Regions from separate parts of the Homo sapiens genome. Here region 1 is linked to region 2. Evidence: chromatin loops called from intact Hi-C (ENCODE). Cell type or tissue: psoas muscle. All regions are shown on one strand. Each heading gives the region's core, and the rest is flanking DNA. Links, peaks and the distances in the headings are about the cores only. Region 1 overlaps NUP188 (nucleoporin 188). Region 2 overlaps SPTAN1 (spectrin alpha, non-erythrocytic 1).

Evidence for each region. A loop is a pair of places that touch in the nucleus more often than their neighbours do. Peaks named below come from ENCODE experiments on the same cell type or tissue, not always from the same donor. Only the 100,000 strongest peaks of a DNase experiment are listed, where the experiment ranks them.
Region 1: it touches region 2 in a loop (2.7-fold over the local background); 2 of 110 quality-filtered maps call a loop at or near these places.

What each region holds. Positions count from the first base shown.
Region 1 is chr9:128,980,965-128,993,344 of GRCh38, reverse strand. It overlaps NUP188 (nucleoporin 188), which reads right to left. Exons shown (of 44, transcript NM_015354.3): 15 at 11,955-12,081; 16 at 10,644-10,796; 17 at 10,317-10,443; 18 at 9,965-10,052; 19 at 9,795-9,871; 20 at 8,331-8,445; 21 at 6,667-6,787; 22 at 6,470-6,536; 23 at 5,628-5,756; 24 at 5,159-5,298; 25 at 3,119-3,225; 26 at 1-148. Among named protein-coding and RNA genes, the nearest start is that of NUP188, 39 kb to the right of the region's middle. In psoas muscle, for the core only: no CTCF peak of the experiment used is centred there; a DNase peak (open chromatin) is centred at 5,284; H3K4me3 peaks cover 365 bases; H3K27ac peaks cover 993 bases.
Region 2 is chr9:128,583,088-128,590,160 of GRCh38, reverse strand. It overlaps SPTAN1 (spectrin alpha, non-erythrocytic 1), which reads right to left. Exons shown (of 57, transcript NM_001130438.3): 15 at 6,880-7,073; 16 at 6,192-6,373; 17 at 5,636-5,879; 18 at 5,318-5,440; 19 at 4,196-4,413; 20 at 2,463-2,555; 21 at 1,218-1,352. Among named protein-coding and RNA genes, the nearest start is that of SPTAN1, 34 kb to the right of the region's middle. In psoas muscle, for the core only: no CTCF peak of the experiment used is centred there; no DNase peak of the experiment used is centred there.

The DNA of each region.
Region 1 (12,380 bases), core at 3,141-8,140, 400 kb before region 2:
GCTGGGTCTCTACTGCAACAGTGAGGAACTCTAGAATCATGACTTTGATGCGCATGTCCTCAATTTTGCTCTGCAATCGGGTCAGGAAGGCATCACGAATGGCAGCCGCATCATTGCCCAGACAAGCATACACTGACATTGGGGCCACCTGGTGGAGACCGGAACACACAGGCTTAGAGCTCTGCTTCCACAAAAACCTCAATGGGCTCCCACAGAAGGGCACTGAAGAGCTCCCAGAAAATTGGCAGAAAGGGAAGCATCCAGACTACAGCTCTGGGCTAAAAGGGACATCACCACAAACAAGCATGAGATGCCCGCAAATTCACAGGAAAGACAGTAATCAGTATAAAGAAATGCTCAACTTCCCTCATGGTTAAATAAATACAAACTGAAAAGTGAAACATTTTTTTGCTTATTAGATTGGCAAAGACTAAACAATGATGAAGACCTTGCAGCAACGATAGAATACTTGGTGTTATAAGTATAAACTGTTACAATGTTTTTTGGAAGGTAATTTGGAAATATCTAATAAAAAATATCATGTTCATTTATACCTACATAAATCTTTGGAACTGTAAACAAATGTTTACAGGGTGGTAGGGATAATAATGTTCACTGCAGCACTGCTTGTAATAGTGAAAGACAGAAAGTAGCGCAAATAAATCAGGATGCATCCATTCTAGGATGTGATATGCAAACATTAAAAAGAATGAAGGAAGTCCAAATTAAAAAAAGGAAAAAAGACAAAAAAGAATGAAGGAAGTCCAAATGTGCCTATGTGGCATGAAGCACATCAAGACTGCCTGATATGGTATCAAGTAAAGGAAGCCAGTCATAAAACAGTACCAGGGGCCAGGCACAGTGGCTCACGCCTGTAATCCCAGCATGTTGGGAGGCTGAGGCAGGCAGATCACTTGAGATCAGGAGTTCGAGACTAGCCTGGCCAACATGGCAAAACTTCGTCCCTACTAAAAATACAAAAAAATCAGCTGGGTGTTGTAGTGGGCGCCTGTAATCCCAGCAACCTGGGAGGCTTAGACAGGAGAATCGCATGAACCTGGGAGTGGAGGCTGCAGTGAGATCATGCCACAGCACTCCAGCCTGGGTGATGGAGTGGGACTGTCTCAAAACAAAAACAGTACCAGGAAGGGCTGGGCGCGGTGGCTCATGCCTGTAATCCCAGCACTTTGGGAGGCCAAGCGGGCAGATCACGAGGTCAGGAAATCGAGACCACGGTGAAACCCCGTCTCTACTAAAAAAAATACAAAAAATTAGCCGGGTGCAGTGGCAGGCGCCTGTAGTCCCAGCTACTCGGGAGGCTAAGGCAGGAGAATGGCTGAACCCAGGAGGCGGAGCTTGCAGTGAGCCGAGATCGCGCCACTGCACTCCAGCCTAGGCAACAGAGCGAGACTCCGTCTCAAAAAAAAAAAAAAAAAAGAAAGAAAAACAGTACCAGGAATTCTGCTTTTATCAAGAACAAAAGTACACACTCAAATACTTTTTTTTTTTTTTTTGACTCTGTCGCCCAGGCTGGAGCACAGTGGTGTGAACTCGGCTCACTGCAACCTCCACCTCCCGGGTTCAAGCAATTCTCCTGCCTCAGCCTACTGAGTACCTGGGACTACAGGCACACGCAGCCACACCCGGCTAATTTTTTTGTATTTTAGTAGAGATGGGGTTTCACCGTGTTGCCCAGGATGGTTTCAAACTCCTGAGCTCAGGCAAGCCACCCACCTGGGCCTCCCAGAGTCCTGGGATTACAGGCATGAGCCACCACGCCCAGCCCTAAATACCTTTATTATTTTATTTTTTGAGGCGGTGTCTCACTCTGTCGCCCAGGCTGGAGTGCAGTGATGTGATCTCAGCTCACTGCAACCTCTGTTGCCCAGTTTCAAGCGATTCTCCTGCCTCAGCCTCCTGAGTAGCTGGGATTACAGGCACCTGCCACCCAGCTAATTTTGGTATTTTTAGTAGAGGTGGGGTTTCACCATCTTGGCCACGCTGGTCTTGAACCCCTGACCTCATGATCCACCTGCTTCAGCCTCCCAAAGTACTGGGATTACAGGTGTGAGCCACAGCGCCCAGCCGATACTTTTTAAAATACAAGAACACAGATAAGAAATGTGGAGCACAGCCTTGGAGACATAGCCAGACCCTATTTCAAAAAAAAAAAAAAAAAAAAGAAATCTGGAGCATGGCATATCCCCCTGCCCATAGGGATTCTTGGAATAAGGAGATCATAGGGCATCTTAACTTTCTGTTACATCTATTTGTAACATTTAAATAAATATTTTACAATAAGCATGTCTTTTTTCTCCTTTTATCTTGAGACGGAGTCTCGCTCTGTCGCCCAGGCTGGAGTGCAGTGGCGTGATCACAGCTCACCGCAACTTCTGCCTCCCGGGTTCAAGCAACTCTCTGCCTCAGGCTCCCAAGTAGCTGGGATCACAGGCACCTGCCACCACGCCTGGCTAATTTTTGAGATGGAGTCTTGCTCTGTCACCCAGGCTGGAGTGCAGTGGCGCGATCTCAGCTCACTGCAAGTTCCGCCTCCCTAGTGCATGCCATTCTCCTGCCTCAGCCTCCCAATTAGCTGGGACTACAGGCGCCTGCCATAATGCCTGGCTAATTTTTTGTATTTTTCAGTAGAGAAGGGGTTTCACCGTATTAGCCAGGATGGTCTTGATCTCCTGACTCTGTGATACACCCGCCTCGGCCTCCCAAAGTGCTGGGATTACAGGCGTGAGCCACCATGCCCGGCCCCCTAATTTTTGTATTTTTAGGAGAGATAGGGTTTCACCATCTTGGCCAGGTTGGTCTTGAACTCCTGACCTTGTGATCTACCCACCTCAGCCTCCCAAAGTGCTGGAATTACAGGCATGAGCCACCGCACGCAGCCTTTTCTCCTTTTTTCTATATTAGAGATGGGGTCTCACTATGTGGCCCAGGCTGGTCTTGAACTCCTGGGCTCAAATGATCCTCCCACCTTGGCCTCCCAAAGTGCTGGAATTATATACAGGCGTTAAGCCGCTGCACGTGGCCTGAGCATGTCTTTTGTAATCAGGGGGAAAAAAACACCCTCATATAAACAGTGTGTGTGCATGAAGTACGATCCTACCGTGGCCAGACGTTTCAGCAGCTGAATGGCAAGACGTGGCAAAGCAGGGTCATGTTTGTGGTAGATGTATTTGGCTAGAACAGCAATGAGGTTGTTTCCATGAGCACCTAAAGCAGCACAGGAAACAGTTTAGATATCAAGTGTGCCTAATTCAAGTCCTTAGAGCACTGACTGTTCAAAAAAGACCCACAGTGTGTATGTGAAGGAATTTACCCTCAAGTACTTGGAGGGCCACAGCAAACCTAGGTGGCTGTATCCTTCTCTTGATTGAGGAGCAAAAGAATAGTCAGAATTTGGGGATAAACAGTTCAACCCAACTCATCGACAGCAAAGATACATTTTGAATAAAATAGGTGCTTATTTTATTAATTTTTATTTATTTATTAATTTTTTTTGAGACAGAGTCTCACTCAGTCACCCAGGCTGAAGTGCAGTGGCACGATCTCGACTCACTGCACCTCCACCTCCCAGGTTCAAGCAATTCTCCTGCCTCAGCCTCCTGAGTAGCTGGGATTACTGGCGTGCACCACCACGTCCAGCTAATTTTTAAAATTTTTAATAGAGACAGGGTTTCACCATGTTGGCCAGGCTGGTCTTGAACCCGACCTCAAGTGATCCACCCACCTCGGCCTCCCAAAGTGCTAGGATTACAGGCACCCACCACCATACCCAGCTAACTTTTGTATTTTTAGTAGAGATGGGGTTTCACTGTGTTGGCCAGGCTGGTCTCAAACTCCTGACCTCGTGATCCGCCCACCTCGGCCTCCCAAAGTGCTGGGATTAAAAGCGTGAGCCACTGCACCCAGCCTATCTTTTTTTCTTTTTGAGAGAGGGTTTCACTATGTTGTCCAAGCTGGAGTGCAGTGGCAAAATCATGGCTCACTGCAGCTTTGACCTGCCAAGCTTCAAACAATCCCCCAACCTCAGCCTCCTGAGTAGCTGGGACCACAGGCATATGCCACCAGGCCCAGCTACTTTTTTTTGTTTGTTTTGGTATAGATGGAGGTCTCCTTATTTTGCCCAAGCTGGTCTCGAACTCCTGGACTCAAAGTATCCTCCCCAGCCTCACCGTCCCAAAGTGCTGGGATTACAGACGTGAGCCACCATGCCCAGCCCTTTATTATAATCTTATTAGGAAGATACTACAGGCATCCATAATCTGAAAACCTCAAATTAGAGCACGGTGGCTCATGCCTGTAATCCCAGCACTTTGGGAGGCCAAAGAGGGCAAGTCACCTGAGGTCAGGAGTTCGAGACCAGCCTGGCCAACATAGCGAAAGCTCGTCTCTACCAAACAGAACAAAACAACAAAATAAAACAAAACAAAACAAAAATTAGCCGGGCGTGGGACAGATGCCTGTAATCCCAGCTACTCGGGAAGCTGAGGCAGGAGGATTGCTTAAACCCAGGAGGCAGATGCTGCAGTAAGCCGAGATTGCGCCACTGCACTCCAGCCTGGGCAACAGAGCTAGACTGTCTCAAAAAAAAAAAAAAAAAAAAAAAAAAATTAAAAAATTAAAAAAAATCTGGAATGTGTCAAAATCTCTAACTATAGCTCAAAGGAAATGCTCACTGGAACATTTTGGATTTATGCTAAACTGGTAAGTATACTGCAACTATTCCAAAATATGAAAAAAAAATCTGAAACCCAAAACACTTCTGGTCCCAAGCATTTCAGATAAGGGATACTCAACCTGTACCATTATCCCCATTTTACAGATGAGAAATCAGAGGCAGAGTTGTTTAATAACGTACCCAAGGTCACACAGTTGATTGGATACAAAATTTGAACCAAGGCAGTCTGACTTCAAATCTGCATTCTTAACTATTATTCTATCATCAATAGGAGGCAGAAATAAAGTACCATCTAGTCCTTTTGTTTCCAATTTCAGGAAAGGAGCTGGTAATCATTCCCAAACTTCCTCAAGAAGCAGAAAATACTGTTGACATCCAAAAACACTGCCTAAGATACGTATTTATGAGCAAAAATGACTGGAAGAGAAATACATACCATGTTGTGACTGGAAGAGAAATACATACCATGTTGTGAGAGAGCCTGTTCCAGGGGGGACACCACATTAGAAGGAGGTTTCAGCCGAATAACATTGTTGGTGACGGAGAATGCCAGTTTCACTGTCTTGATCAGCAGCTGGCCCTGCCCCTGGCCCTCTGCCCCATCACTAGGGTGCCAAATGGAAACCAAAGATGATTCAGACAGTATGACTTCATTCGCAATATATGTGCTCTCATGAATTAGATTCCAACAATAATCCCAGAGTTCAACAGCTTCTGTTAGAGGCCCCAGTCCAAACTAGGAGAGAGGAGGAGTAATCAACTCCCTTTGCTATACGCCAATCTATACAGCAGCCACTAGGGTATGTAAAGGCTATGTCCTAGGAAGAACAATGTCGTCTTCTAAAAGCTACTGCAAGTTAACTTAAACTGGAGTTATTAGTAACATGCAGGCACAATAAAGACAGACAAAGGGAACGTGGAGAAGGAGCCCTACCTTCGAGGCTGAGCAGCCATCACCATGTCAATGGTGTCCACGCCAATGCCCATGATATTGATAACTGTCTGTCCTGCTTCTGTGTATGCCAGGCTGCAGATGCAGAGAAACTGCAGGCTGGGAGTATGACTGGAAGACAGAGGTATTCTGAGTTACCAGGGAGCCACTCAGTGTATCTTGGAAGGAAGGGCATTGTCCAATTAGGCTAGGGTGGCTAACCTAACCTACTGGACACTGGAGACCAGCTCTCTGCAAGCTGAAGGCACTCTGATCACTTTCCTGAAACAGACTTGATCACCTAAAGATCACCCTGAGAAGCAATCTAAATGTCCATCAAGTAACAGATACAGCTACTGAAAAGGATCATAATTAATCCATATGATGGAATGCATAGAACCATTAAAATAAGACATCTATAAGCAGTAGCATGGAAAGAAAGTTACAGTCAATACAGAAAGAGGAAAAAACCAAGAATACATAGTAACTGGCCCTGGGATGCAGATATATATGAAGAGTGTCTCGTCAGGAATGAACTTTTGTAACGATCATAAAGAATGATTAATATATTAGTGTATGTATACACATACACACACACACACACACACACACACACACACACACACACACACTCTCTCTCTCTCTCTCTCTCTCTCATTCCTACTTCTCTGTCCACAGTGAGAAATGATAAACAGGCCAATGGAAAGCAACTAACAACCTCAAGATTACTGAGTTCTGGGCTCAAGCAAGGTAAATTCTCTGGAAGAACTGAGACGGCTTTGCACAGCAAAAGCCCGTGTCTTGCCTTGGCGAGCACCAAGCTCTAGTAATCAACCCTTCATTACCTGCTGTGCAGGTCTGTCTCGTGGCACAGGTTCAGTATCGCATGAATCAGCTCCAAGATCAGGCAACCTGGACTCCAGAAAAGACAGAGGAATGATGTGGCCTTGTGAAATGACCCCTTATCTCAAGAAAGGGAAAGAAAAAAGCTCTCCAGTGGGGCCAGAAATCCCCAGGTCTTCCCTGCCCATGCTGTCCTTACCAATCTGTTCCCTCACTCCATGAGAGTTGTAGCGCCACTTATGGTAGCTGGGAAGCATCTCCTTCAGCACAAACATTACACAGGGTACAAGTCCTTGGCTCTGGGTACTACCAAGTTGCCCCTACAAGAAACCATGCAGTGAGGACTTCCGCACATTTAAGGAAAAGTCATTTAGTTACCTAGAGATTTAATTCCAAAACCATAGATAGGTCCAAAGGAAATCTAGGCAAACCTTGGTCATCAATGAAAAAAAAGAAACATCAAAAGTCCTACTTTATAGTTGAGCCCAAGTTGTGGGTCTTTTCTAGAATAGAAAAAGTGATGAAAGAGAATGTCACAAAAGGCACCAACACGAAGAAAAGGGATGCAGGCTAAATCTGGACAGAAGGGAGGCACCTTAAACATAAAGGATAGAGGATTGCTGATGATGAACAATGCCACTTCACTATCATGATTGCCAGCCGTCCCTAACCTCAATCCCATCACTGAAATACTAGAAAGGAGATCTGATATGCAAAAATCTGATACCCAATGATATCTGTTAACTGTAGCATCCTTCTACTAAAAATGGGGACTCTTTAGTTATATATAAATATCTATATATTCCTATCTCTATATGCAATCTTTTTTTTCGCCCCCAAGATGGAGTTTCACTCTTGGCACCTAGGCTGGAGTGCAATGGCGTGATCTCGACTCGCTGCAACCTCCGCCTCCCAGGTTCAAGCAATTCTCCTGCCTCAGCCCACTGAGTAGCTGGGATTACAGGCGTCCACCACCACGCCCAGCTAATTTTTGTATTTTTAGTAGAGATGAGGTTTCACCATGTTGGCCAGGCTGGTCTCAAACTCCTGATCAGCCTCAGGTGATCCATCCGCCTCGGCCTCCCAAAGTGCTGGGATTACAGGCATGAATCACTGCACCCAGCCTACAATCATTTCTTTTTAAGCATTCATTGATTCCTGCAGGCAGGAAGTATAGTTTTTTTCATGCATGACCCTCTTCTCAATCCCATGAGGTAGAGACCATATAGCATTCTGTTTTAGAGACTCTTAAGATATTCTTTACTTGCTCAAGGTCATGCAGCTAGTAAGCTGTCAACCTGAATGTAAACCTAATTCTGACTCCAAAATTTATGCTCTATGTCATTATTTATGCTCTATGTCAGTATTTTTCAAACCGAGTTGTAACCCATTAGTAGATTATGAGATCAGTCTATGGTCAAAATTCACTTAAATAGGGAGGAGACTGAATAGAAAATATCAGGGTACAACTTGTGTGGTAAGAATAAATGTTGTGAAATAAACTGTGAAATTTTGCTTCAGGAATATACACACATGTATATATACTGGGATATGATATTATCCCAGGTTACTGTCAAAATAGCTTGATAGTAACTGCAATACCCTTTTGGCCTCTTCCATTCTACTTCATAAACCTTCCAATCATTAAATAAATTCACATAATTAAGCACCTAATAGAGTACATAACTGGCACATACTAGGTACTCAATACATAGAAACTGTTGTCACTGTAACTTCAAGATGACTATTCTGCCTACAGACAAGAAGATTACAGCACCAGGGGCCAGGGAAACTATTTCAGAGTCATCTGACAAGACTGGACCTTTTCTTTTTCTGCCCTTTGTGAACAAAATCAGACTGTACCTTGACAAGGGTGGTGATCAAGCGCAGAAAGGCAATAGTAACCCCATACTCGCCCTGAGGCTGTTCACTGTTCATCAAGAGGTTTCCGTACCCTCCAGCATTCATCCCTTCCGCACTGGAAAAAGAAGTAGAGGGAAAAAAAATGATAGGGAAATTTCAAGGTTTCAAGAAACTAATCATAGAGCATTCTTGTTATAGTCTAGATGACTTGAATATAAAATAGAAAAGCTCTCCAGTGGAAATAATCCAATCAAGACAGTTCTGTACCCAGGGTAAACATTAAGAACATGTTTTATTGATGTAAAACCTAGATTGAAAGTAAAAAAATCAAAGGAACATCAGGGAAACATTTTTGTCAAGAGACAGCAAGGCGAGAATGCTCAGGTAGTAAGATGGAGCCTGTGTACTGGTAAGTGGTCTACTGGCTGAGCTCGAGAACCCATGAAATGAGAAAAAGTACAGAGTGATTGTGGCTTAATAACGGGACACCAAGTCCCTGAATCTAGAAACCTCTGGATTTTCTGGGCTGGAAAGTAAATGCTCACATACTAACGTGATTGATGTTGGATAAGAAATCTCTCTTGCTCTCGGCCGGGCACCATGGCTCATGCCTGTAATCCCAGCACTTTGGGAGGCCAAGGCAGGCGGATCAGTTGAGGTCAGGAGTTCGAGACCAGCCTGGCCAACACGGTGAAACACTATCTCTACCAAAAATGCAAAATTACCGGGGCGTGGTGGTGAATGCCTGTAATCCCAGCTACTTGGGAGGCTGAGGCAGGAGAATCACTTGAACCTGGGAGGCGGAGGTTGTGGTGAGCCAAGATCACGCCATTGCACTCCAGCCGGGGCAACAAGAGCGCAACTCCATCTCAAAAAAAAAAAAAAAAAAATCAGGCCAGGCGCGGTGGCTCACGCCTATAATCCCAGCACTTTGAGAGGCTAAGGCGGGCAGATCACTTGAGACCAGGAGTTCCAGACGAGTCAGACCAACATGGTAAGACCTCGTCTCTATTAAAAATACAAAAAATTAGCCGGGCGTGGTGCCGCACATCTGTAATCCTGGCTACCGGGGAGGCTGAGGTGGGAGAATTGCTTGAACCCGGGAGGCAGAGGCTGCAGTGAGCTTAGATCGTGCCACTGCACTCTGGCCTCGGTAACAGAGCGAAACTCCATCTCAAAAAATAAAAAAAGTAAATAAATACATAAATAATACAAAAATTAGCTGGGCGTGGTGGCTCGAGCCTATAATCCCAGCTACTCGGGAGGCTGAAACACAACAACTGCTTGAACATGGGAGGCGGAGGCTGCACCACTGCACTCCAGCCTGGGCAACAGAGTGAGACTCCATCTCAAAAAAATAAACAAACAAATACATAAAAATAAAATTAATAAACCTAGGCTAGATCTGAGACATATGTGGTTCTCACTAGGGAATATGGCCCACCACCCTAGGACTTGGCTCACCTAATCATCTGACTCAGGCTGGAGACAGGATGGGCCACAAATGGTAAAAAACCTGTGTGACGAAGATCAGTCCAGACCTGAGAAGGAAAAGGAAGAGTTAAATGCCCACATATCTTCAGGTATGTGCCAAGTGCTACATTTTTGGCTCTTGGGAAGATCTGGCATCTCACCTTTGCTGGATTGCGGGCAGCCAAAACAGTTAAGCAGTTGACACAAGAAGCAATGACATCCACAGGTGGGGAGATCACTGTCGTTAACCTGGTTGGAGAACAATACACTATACTCAATAAAGCAAATAATACAACTGGTTCCCTCACAAACATTTTTCCACTTCTCTCTCCCCAGTCTCTCCCCTCAGCAGACATATAAAAACAGGAAAACCCTCACAGATATAAAAACAGGAAAACCAAGGAATATGCGCGAACTTTAACCCAGTGGGTATGTGTCCAGGTTCCTGCAAACTGAGGGCACAAGTGCTGAGATCTCTACTGGGCAGCTGAGGGTCAGCCAAGACAGACTCACCGCTGCAGCAGCATGTAGATGCGAGATGTGATGGGCAGGAGACAGTCTGCTATCGACAGGTCTGTACTGATGACCTTATGGACGAGATCAATGATGGGTTTGACTCGCTGGCAGTGCTGAATCACATCTGAGAAGAAAGACAGCCTGTGACCTCACGGCAAACAACCCCTTTAAGATCACTGAACAGTCTCTGAGACCCAGATACACAAATCAGACAAATCACAATCTTGATGGTTCTAAATTTTATGTAGATATTCTATTTTCTAAATCCTCCAAGCATATCCACTTTTCCTCCTCGTAGGTGATGTTTCCGAAAGCTGACCTTACCTGCAGTTGAAACAACATGAAGCAACATTTCAATCTCGCAGGTAAAGAGGGTCCAGCTGCTATAGGAGTATTCCCAGCGTACCAGGTATGCCCTATCATCCAACATTACTTGGCCCACAGTGCCTTGAGGTATGCGAAGGTTGGTTTGACCCCCTGAGAGAGAAAGATAAATTAGTCTAATATCTGAGGATAAATAAAAAATGTAACTCCTCTACCAGACATCAATATTTTAAACACACAGAGATACACAAACTCACAGACATTTTTTTTTTTTGAGACAGAGTCTCCCTCTTGCCCAGGCTGGAGTGCAGTGGCGCGATCTCGGCTCGCTGCAACCTCCACCTCCTGGGTTCAAGTGATTCTCGTGCTTCAGCCTCCCAAGTAGCTGGGACTACAGGTGCGCACCACCACTCCTGGCTAATTTTTGTATTTTTAGTAGAGATGGGGTTTTCCATGTTGACCAGGCTGGTCTTGAGCTCCTGGCTTCAAGTGATTTGCCTGTCTTGGCCTCCCAAAGTTCTGGGATTCACAGGCTTTCTTCTTAGTAGCTAACATTCCTAAAGCTTTTTCAACTAAAATACACAAAAAAGTTCTTGTCATGTAGACAAGTGTCTTTTTTTTTTTGAGATGGAGTTTTGCTCTTGCTGCCCAGGCTGGAGTGCAATGGCGCGATCTCAACTCACTGCAACCTCTGCCTCCCAAGTTCAAACGATTCTCCTGTCTTAGCCTCCCGAGTAGCTGGGATTACAGGCATGCACCACCACGCCCGACTAATTTTATATTTTTAGTAGAGACGGGGTTTCTCCATGTTGGTCAGGCTGGTCTCGAACTCCCGACCTCACGTGATCCGCCCACCTTGGCCTGTAATCCCAGTGTTGGGATTACAGGCGTGAGCCACTACACCTGGCCGACAAGTGACTCTTTCTATATGTCTGAAAATCACTTGAGTGCAAAGAACAGTTTTCCATTCAAATGATGATAACAACAGTACCTCATAGGACTGTTAGTGCCTAGATGACTGGAGAAGTCAGTGGTGATGATGCCAGGATTAAAACGGTGAGGCTATTCCCTGTATATTTTCCTCTTTGAGCACCTGGTACAGATGTGAGCCTCAGAGTGTAACTGCCTGGATGCATTGGCTCACGTCTATAATCCCAGTGCTTTGGGAGGCTAAGGTGGGAGAATCACTTGAGCCCAAGAATTTGAGGCTGCAGTGAGCTATGATCTTGCCACTGCACTCCAGCTTGGGTGACAGAGCAAGACATCAAAAAAAAAAAAAGCTGTCATAAAAGGGGGATCTCTTTATCTCACCAAGGGGATAAAGGAGTTTGGGTGTTTGTCTCCGCCAAAGAGTTCCATCTTCATGGGAGATCACATCATGAGGCTTGTGTTTATAAAGTTCATTGTAGAAAGACATCTTATCCAAGAAGCTATACACCTGCCAAAACAGAAAAAACCATCACACATTTCCCTCCAGGATAAGCAAGGAGAGGTCCCACAGTCTGCTCTTTCAACCAGACTCTCAAACTTCTTGCAAGCCCACCACTGTGACTGTTCTTGGAACTGCCTTCTGCGCCCCTCGCCAAATCTTCACTGGGCTTTAACACTCAACTCAAGTCCCCATCACTCCACAAGGGCAGTTATCTCTCCTGAACAGTATGGTCTTTATTGCTCAAATGACATTTACTCTGTACCACCTGGCTCTTAGCTATTTATTTCTTATATCTAGTAACTTCC
Region 2 (7,073 bases), core at 2,074-7,073:
GTGGGAATGGGAATAAACTTGCTCTTAAAAATGGCCAAGGACATTTCTCCAGCCTTAACTAAAACAGAAGGCAGGCCTCTTTCAGGATCAGTCAATCTGTGCATGCTTCAACACCACTGTCAATTCAGAGTGTGTTAGGGAAGAAAGGCTGGTGGACCAGGATGGATTTATTATTGTCATTATTTAGCCTAAAGAAGACAAAGCCTGTGGGGTGAGGTCACAGCTGTCTTCAATGATCTGCTGGGCTGAGATGTAGCTTGTAGTCTGGAGTAAGAACCAACAGGTCGGCCAGGCGCGGTGGCTCATGCCTGTAATCTCAGCACTTTGGGAGGCTGAGGCGGGTGGATCACGAGGTCAGGAGATCGAGACCATCCTGGCTAACACGGTGAAACCCCGTCTCTACTAAAAATACAAAAAATTAGCCGGGCGTGGTGGCAGGCACCTGTAGTCCCAGCTGCTCGGGAGGCTGAGGCAGGAGAATGGCGTGAACCTGGGAGGTGGAGCTTGTAGTGAGCTGAGATCATGCCACTGCACTGCAACCTGGACGACAGAGCAAGACATTGTCTCAAAAAAAAAAAAAAAAAAGGCCGGGCACGGCGGCTCATGCCTGTAATCCCAGCACTTTGGGAGGCTGAGGTGGGTGGATCACGAGGTCAGGAGATAGAGACCACGGTGAAACCCCATCTCTACTAAAAATACAAAAAATTAGCCAGGTGCAGTGGTGGGCGCCTGTAGTCCCAGCTACTCGGGAGGCTGAGGCAGGAGAATGGGGTGAACGCAGGAGGCGGAGCTTGCAGTGAGCTGAAATCGTGCCACTGCACTCTAGCCTGGGTGACAGAGCGAGACTCTGTCTCAAAAAAAAAAAAAAAAGAAAAGAAAAAGAAAAAAAAAGAACCAACAGGTCCAAGTTATACAGAAAGCAAACTTTGGCTTGACAGGACAAAAATTCCACCTAGAGACACTCAATGGTGAAAATAAGCTATCCTTCTGAGTGTGATTATCTATGCTTCTTGCAGGTATTCAAGAAGACAGATTAACTTCTTGGTCATACACAGTACTGCATAAATGTATGTCACGTGGGGGATTGGTGAGGAAACTCATGTCTTTGAATTCTAAGCCTTCTCATTTCAGGGAGACATGCAACCCACAGAAACCCAACTGAGCATACGTGGAGGTGCCAGCGTGGAACAAACACACAGCCACTCTCTGTGCCTTGCCTTGTTGGTGCTGTTGAGTAAGGTAAGGATATCTCCCTTCTTCATGGTGACCTCTCGGGGACTCTTCTCCTGATAGTCGTAGAGAGCCAAGACCAGCTCCTTCCCAGTCTCATCATCCGTGGGGGCCACTTGTTGCTAAAAATCCAAAGGAAGGGCAAACATGGTAAAAACACGTCCGCGCTGAGTCATCTAAGTACAGAGCAGATTCAAATGCCACCAGCTGTACCAAATGTACCAAATATACACTCATGAGAATTCTTCACTGAAGCTACCAATAAAATCTGATCCAAGAACTTTAAATTTTTGGTATCTTTAAAAAAAAAATCTCATTTTGTCTGGGCACGGTGGCTCATACGTGTAATCTCAGCACTTTGGGAGGCTGAGGCAGGCAGATCACCTGAGGTCGGGGGTTCGAGACCAGCCTGACCAACATGGAGAAACCCCATCTCTACTAAAAATACAAAACTAGACAGGCGTGGTGGTGCGTGCCTGTAATCCCAGCTACTCGGGAGGATGAGTCAGGAGAATCACTTGAACCTGGGAGGCGGAGGTTGCGGTGAGCCAAGATCAGGCCAATGCACTTCAACCTGGGCAACAAGAGTGAAACTCCATCTCAAAAAAAAAAAAAAAAAATCTCATTTTAAAGTAGGGCCGGGCACAGTGCTCATACCTATAATCCCAGCACTTTGGGAGGCCAAGGCGGGCAGATCATGAGGTCAGGAATTCAAGACCAGCCCGGCCAACATAGTGAAACCCCATCTCTACTAAAAATACAAAAATTAGCTGGGCGTGGTGGCGGGCGCCAGTAATCCCAGCTACTCAGGAGGCTGAGGCAGGGTAATTGCTTCAACCTGGGAGGCAGAGGTTGCAGTGAGCCAAGATAGTGCCACTGCACTCTAGCAAGACTCCATCTCAAAAAAAAAAAAAAAATTTAGCTGGGCATGGTGGTGAACACCTGTAATCCCACCTACTCAGGAGGCTGAGTCAGGAAAATCGCTTGAACCCAGGAGGCGGAGGTTGCAGTGAGCCGAGGTTGTGCCACTGCACTCCAGCCTAGGCGACGGAGTGAGACTCTGTCTCTAAATAAATAAATAAATAAATAAATCTTATTTTAAACTCTGTAAATCTTTGTGTCACAAGAGTTAATAGCAGAGTCAAATGGGGCCTATGATAGGAACACCTGCTGACAGTATCTGAGTCCTTCAAGGCCTCCCTCCAGTAACCCATAAACTGTTACAAGTTTACCCGGCAGGACTGTGCTTGTTCTCGCAAAGCCTGGATGCTGCTGCCGTAGGCACTGAGATCTGACATCAAAGCTTCGTGTTTCTTCAGTAGAGCCTGAAACCAAAACCACACATGGAGCACTGTGCAGGGGCTGAAGCCTCCCATCCTCCACTGCCTCGCCAACCTGCCATCCTGCCTCAACAGCCTTTCTCAGTTGCACAATGACGTAATCACCTCCTGCCCTTCTTACAGTGCTAATATCATTTTCAAAGTTTTTCAGGATTCTCATCTTTTGGGACAATCATATATATTATGATTATAGCTTACTCATCCTGGTCTAGGCACAGAGGCTTATGCCTGTAATCCCAGCACTTTGGGAGGCTGAGGCAGGCAGACAGCTTGAGCCCAGGAGTTCAAGACCAGCCTGGGCAACATACTGAAACCTCATCTCTACAGAAAATACAAAAATTAGCCAGATGTGATGGTGCGTGCCTGTAGTCCAAGCTACTCAGGGGACTGAGGCAGGAAGACTGCTGAGCACAGGAGGTCAAAGCTGTAGGGAGTCGTGATTGCATCACTGTACTCCAGCCCTAGCGACAGAACGAGCGCGGTGCCTCACGCCTGTAATCCCAGGACTTTGCGAGGCTGAGGCAGGCAGATCACTTGAGGTCAGGAGTTCAAGACCAAACTGGCCAATGTGGTGAAACCCCATCTCTCCTAAAAATACAAAAAAAGTTAGCTGGGCGTGGTGGCGGGCGCCTGTAATCCCAGCTACTTAGGAGGCCAAGGCAGAAGAATCGCTTGAACCCAGGAGGTGGAGGTTGCAGTTATCCGAGATCATGCCACTGCACTCCAACCTGGATGACAGAGTGAGACTCTGTCTCAGAAAAAAAAAAAGAAAAGGAAAAATTCAACTCATTCTAGTTTTTGTGAAGAGTGGTAAGAGCTAGGTACAGGAACTATACCTAGACCTTTATGAATAAAATTTGAGAATTTTAGTCAAAAAACAGATAACCAGTAAAAAACCAAGTACATCTATGTATGTATGTGTGCATGTTGGTATGTGGGTATATGTGCGCACTGGTATGTACATGTGTATGCTGGTATGTTTGTAGGTATGTATATATGTATGTGTGCATGTTGGTATGTTAGTATGTATGTAAGCACACATATGGTTTCACATAGATGAAACAAGAGTGACAAATGTTAACGGTTGAAGGTGAGTGAGAAGTCATCTTCTCTCTCCTTTAGGTATGATTACATTTTCATAATAAAAAGTGAAAAATGGGCCAGAAGGGGTGGTTCATTCCTATCATCCTAGCATTTTGGGAGGCTTTGGCAGGAGGATTGTTTGAGGCCAGGAGTTTGAAACCAGATGGGACAACATAGCGAGACCCTGTCTCTACTAAAAATAAAATTAAAATTAAAAAGCGTAGCTAGGCAGGTAGTGGTACCTGCCTATAGTTCCAACTACTTGGGAGGCTGAGGCAGGAGGATCGCTTGAGCCCAGGAGTTTGAGGCTGCAGTGAGCCACAATTGTAACATTGCAGTCCAGCCTGGGCAAGAGTGAGACTCTGTCTCCAAAAAAAAAAAAAAAAAAAAAAAAACCAAGTGAAAAATGGATTCCAAAACATTTTAAAAAACAATCACTGTAATGCACACCTCCCGCGCATCACTACTTCTCCTAACTTCCTTCTCAGTACAAGCCCTGTTCCACTTCCCTGGCAGGTGAGACGCTTCCCACGCCTGGTTACCTCAGCAGAGTCTTCGTCCTTGCCATAGTCAGTGCTGCCCACAATGGGTTCCTTCTCCCGCATCCAGGATTCAGCCTCGTTAGCATCAGCAAAGTACTGCTGGGCCTGCAGAGAGTCCTCCAGGTCCTGCCGACGCTGGGAAGCTTTGGCTTTCAGTGCCTCCCACTTTTGGTTCAGCTCGTGAAGCTTGGCCTTCACATCCTCTGCAGCAAAATGGCCTGGAAGATGGGTAGGGAAAGAGGATAACAAAAACTACGTTGACACATCACAGAAGGACAAAAATAAGTTTTCTCTGTGTGTTCACGGCACTTTCATTACTATGTTTTGGTGAGCTGTGCCCTTTCATAATTCCATTTTTTTTGAGAGGCTCAGGTTCTAACCCTCTAATGGACTGTTTCATTTTTTGCCTCCTCAAACCATGACCTCTATCTAGACTCTAAGAAGCAGATATCGCAAGTTGGCATTAGTGATAGTATCATAAAGACTAGTAACAGTACCACTGTAGCGCTCAGTTACTGAGACTGGCACGTGCAGGCACTCTATCAGCTCTTTTCCTACTTGGTTTCACTTACTCCCCACTACAGTGTCAGGAGAGGTGCTGTCATCCCCGTTTCACAGATAAGAAATTCAGGCTCGGAGCCAGGCGCGGTGGCTCATGGCTGTAATCCCAGCACTTTGGGAGGCCGAGGTAGGTGGATCACCTGAGGTCAGGAGTTCAAGACCAGCCTGACCAATATGGTGAAACCCTGTCTCTATTAAAAATACAAAAATAAAAATACAAAAATTAGCTGGGTATGGTGGTGTGTCCCTGTAGTCCCAGCTACTTGGGAGGCTGAGACAGGAGAACTGCTTGAACTAGGGAAGCAGAGGTTCCACTGAGCTGAGACCGCGCCACTGCACTCCACCCTGGGTGACAGAGTGAGACCCCGTCTCAAAAAAAAAAAAAAAAAGAAATTCAGGCTCAGAAAGGGTAAGGTCTGGTCAGGTCATACAGTTAGGAAAGAATGGGGATGGTATTCAGCCCCAGAGCCTGGTTTGTGATGCCCACGTGGCCATGCCCTCGGCAAGAAGGGGAGACACGAGGAGCAGCACCAAGCCATGTCACTGATACCAATCACTCACCTTCCTCCACCATGGCATTCCCCTTCTGTGTAACTGCTTTGATGCGTGGTTCATGTCCAGCAATTTCTGCTTGTAAGGCTTGATGTTTCTTTAGCAGATTCTGGACCCCAATTAAATCCTTACCTGAAAGCAGACACCAGTCCCCAGTTATCCAACCATGAAGAGAAAAGTCAGCACTGATTTGTCATTCTTAGCTACCACCATGGTTCCAGTTCAATAATTTAAATTCGACCCTGCCCATCCTGACATGCATCCCCTTTATGCTACAATAGCACAGCCTTTCCCAAGTTGATTCCTACCTGAGGGAAGCAGACTGACCTCTGTTGGTAGATGCGGCAATGGGCTCTTTCTCTCGAATCCACGTCTCCTCATCCTCAACATCCCGGAAGAGCTGCTGCAACCGCAGAGAATCGGCCAGCTTCTGCTTCCGGGCAACCATGGGCTCCTTGAGTGCCTCATAGCGAGCCACGAGGGCTTCCTGTTTCTTCTTGATGTTTTCTGCATCAAAATGGCCAGCATCTTGGAACTGGCGGGCCTGAATGGTGATGCCATCAATTCGGTCCTGGGAATGCAAAAGGACAGAGCAGACTTTACTTTGGGTGTGGTTTTATCGTATACAGAGAAAAATTGATAAGGTCTTTTTTCCATTCCTGAGAGGATTCTTTCTGCTATCTCCTTCCTTCATCTGGGGCTCCTAGAAAGCTCTAAGGGATGATATTTAATTTGAGCAGAAGCACATGCAGCACAGAGCGATCTAAGAAAATCAACACATTTCATCCCTCCCAAAATTCATTTAGTCTCAAATTACTGGCTTTTCCTCCCTCCTATAGTTTCTGCATTCACTTGCCCAACCACAGCCCCCAGTTCACACTACCTGGTGAGCAGCCACATCTGCCTCTAGCAGTGCATGTTTCTTCTGGAGGTTCTGCACATTGGTAAGATCTTTGCCGTAATCATCCGAAGCCAAGTGACCTTCTACTTCATATAGCCACAATTCAATATCCTCAACATTGCGATTAAATTGCTGTTGCTGGTTGGCTTCACGAAGCTTTATTCCTATGGAAGAAAACAAGTTTAATTTTGTACTGCTTAGCATTACCCTTCTGCCAACACTGCCCATGAACAGTAGTATCTTAGTGAAGGACTATACAGGTCAGAATTTTATTCCTTCACTTATGTCACAAAGAGAAAGAAAATATCAATTGCAGCCTCTGCTCTACCTTCTCAAGGTTGAACTGGAAGCATTCTAACCCCCTTGAGATATAAGGACACTGGAGAATTAGTAAATGCCCTTGGCTCTCAGCTGAACTTTGATTTTCAGCAATGAGGCCCAATTCAGTTCCTTCTCACTCAGACTCCCTCACCAACCAGTATGCTCGACCACATTTACCAAATTATTATCAAGAACTTAAGCCAAGTAATTCCTACACAGGAAATTATCCCTAACGCCAAAGTCATCCACCTCACCTTTCTTGGGGGGTATATGTCCCTAAAATACTTAATAGAAAGGGGTATTTAGTTCCCCAAACATGCATGTCACAATTCAATGGAACATCTCTTACCTTTCAGTTCAGTGGCCTCTAGCAGTTTCTTCCACAAACTGATCACCTCATTCATACGAGCTGCCACTTCATCCTTGGCATAGTGGTTGACATCAATCAGCTTTTGGCCAGCTTTCTCCAAGGCATCAATTCGGCTCTGGTTTGCTGAGAGCTCAGCCTCAAAAGCCTGATGCTTCTGTACTTTTCCTTGTAGG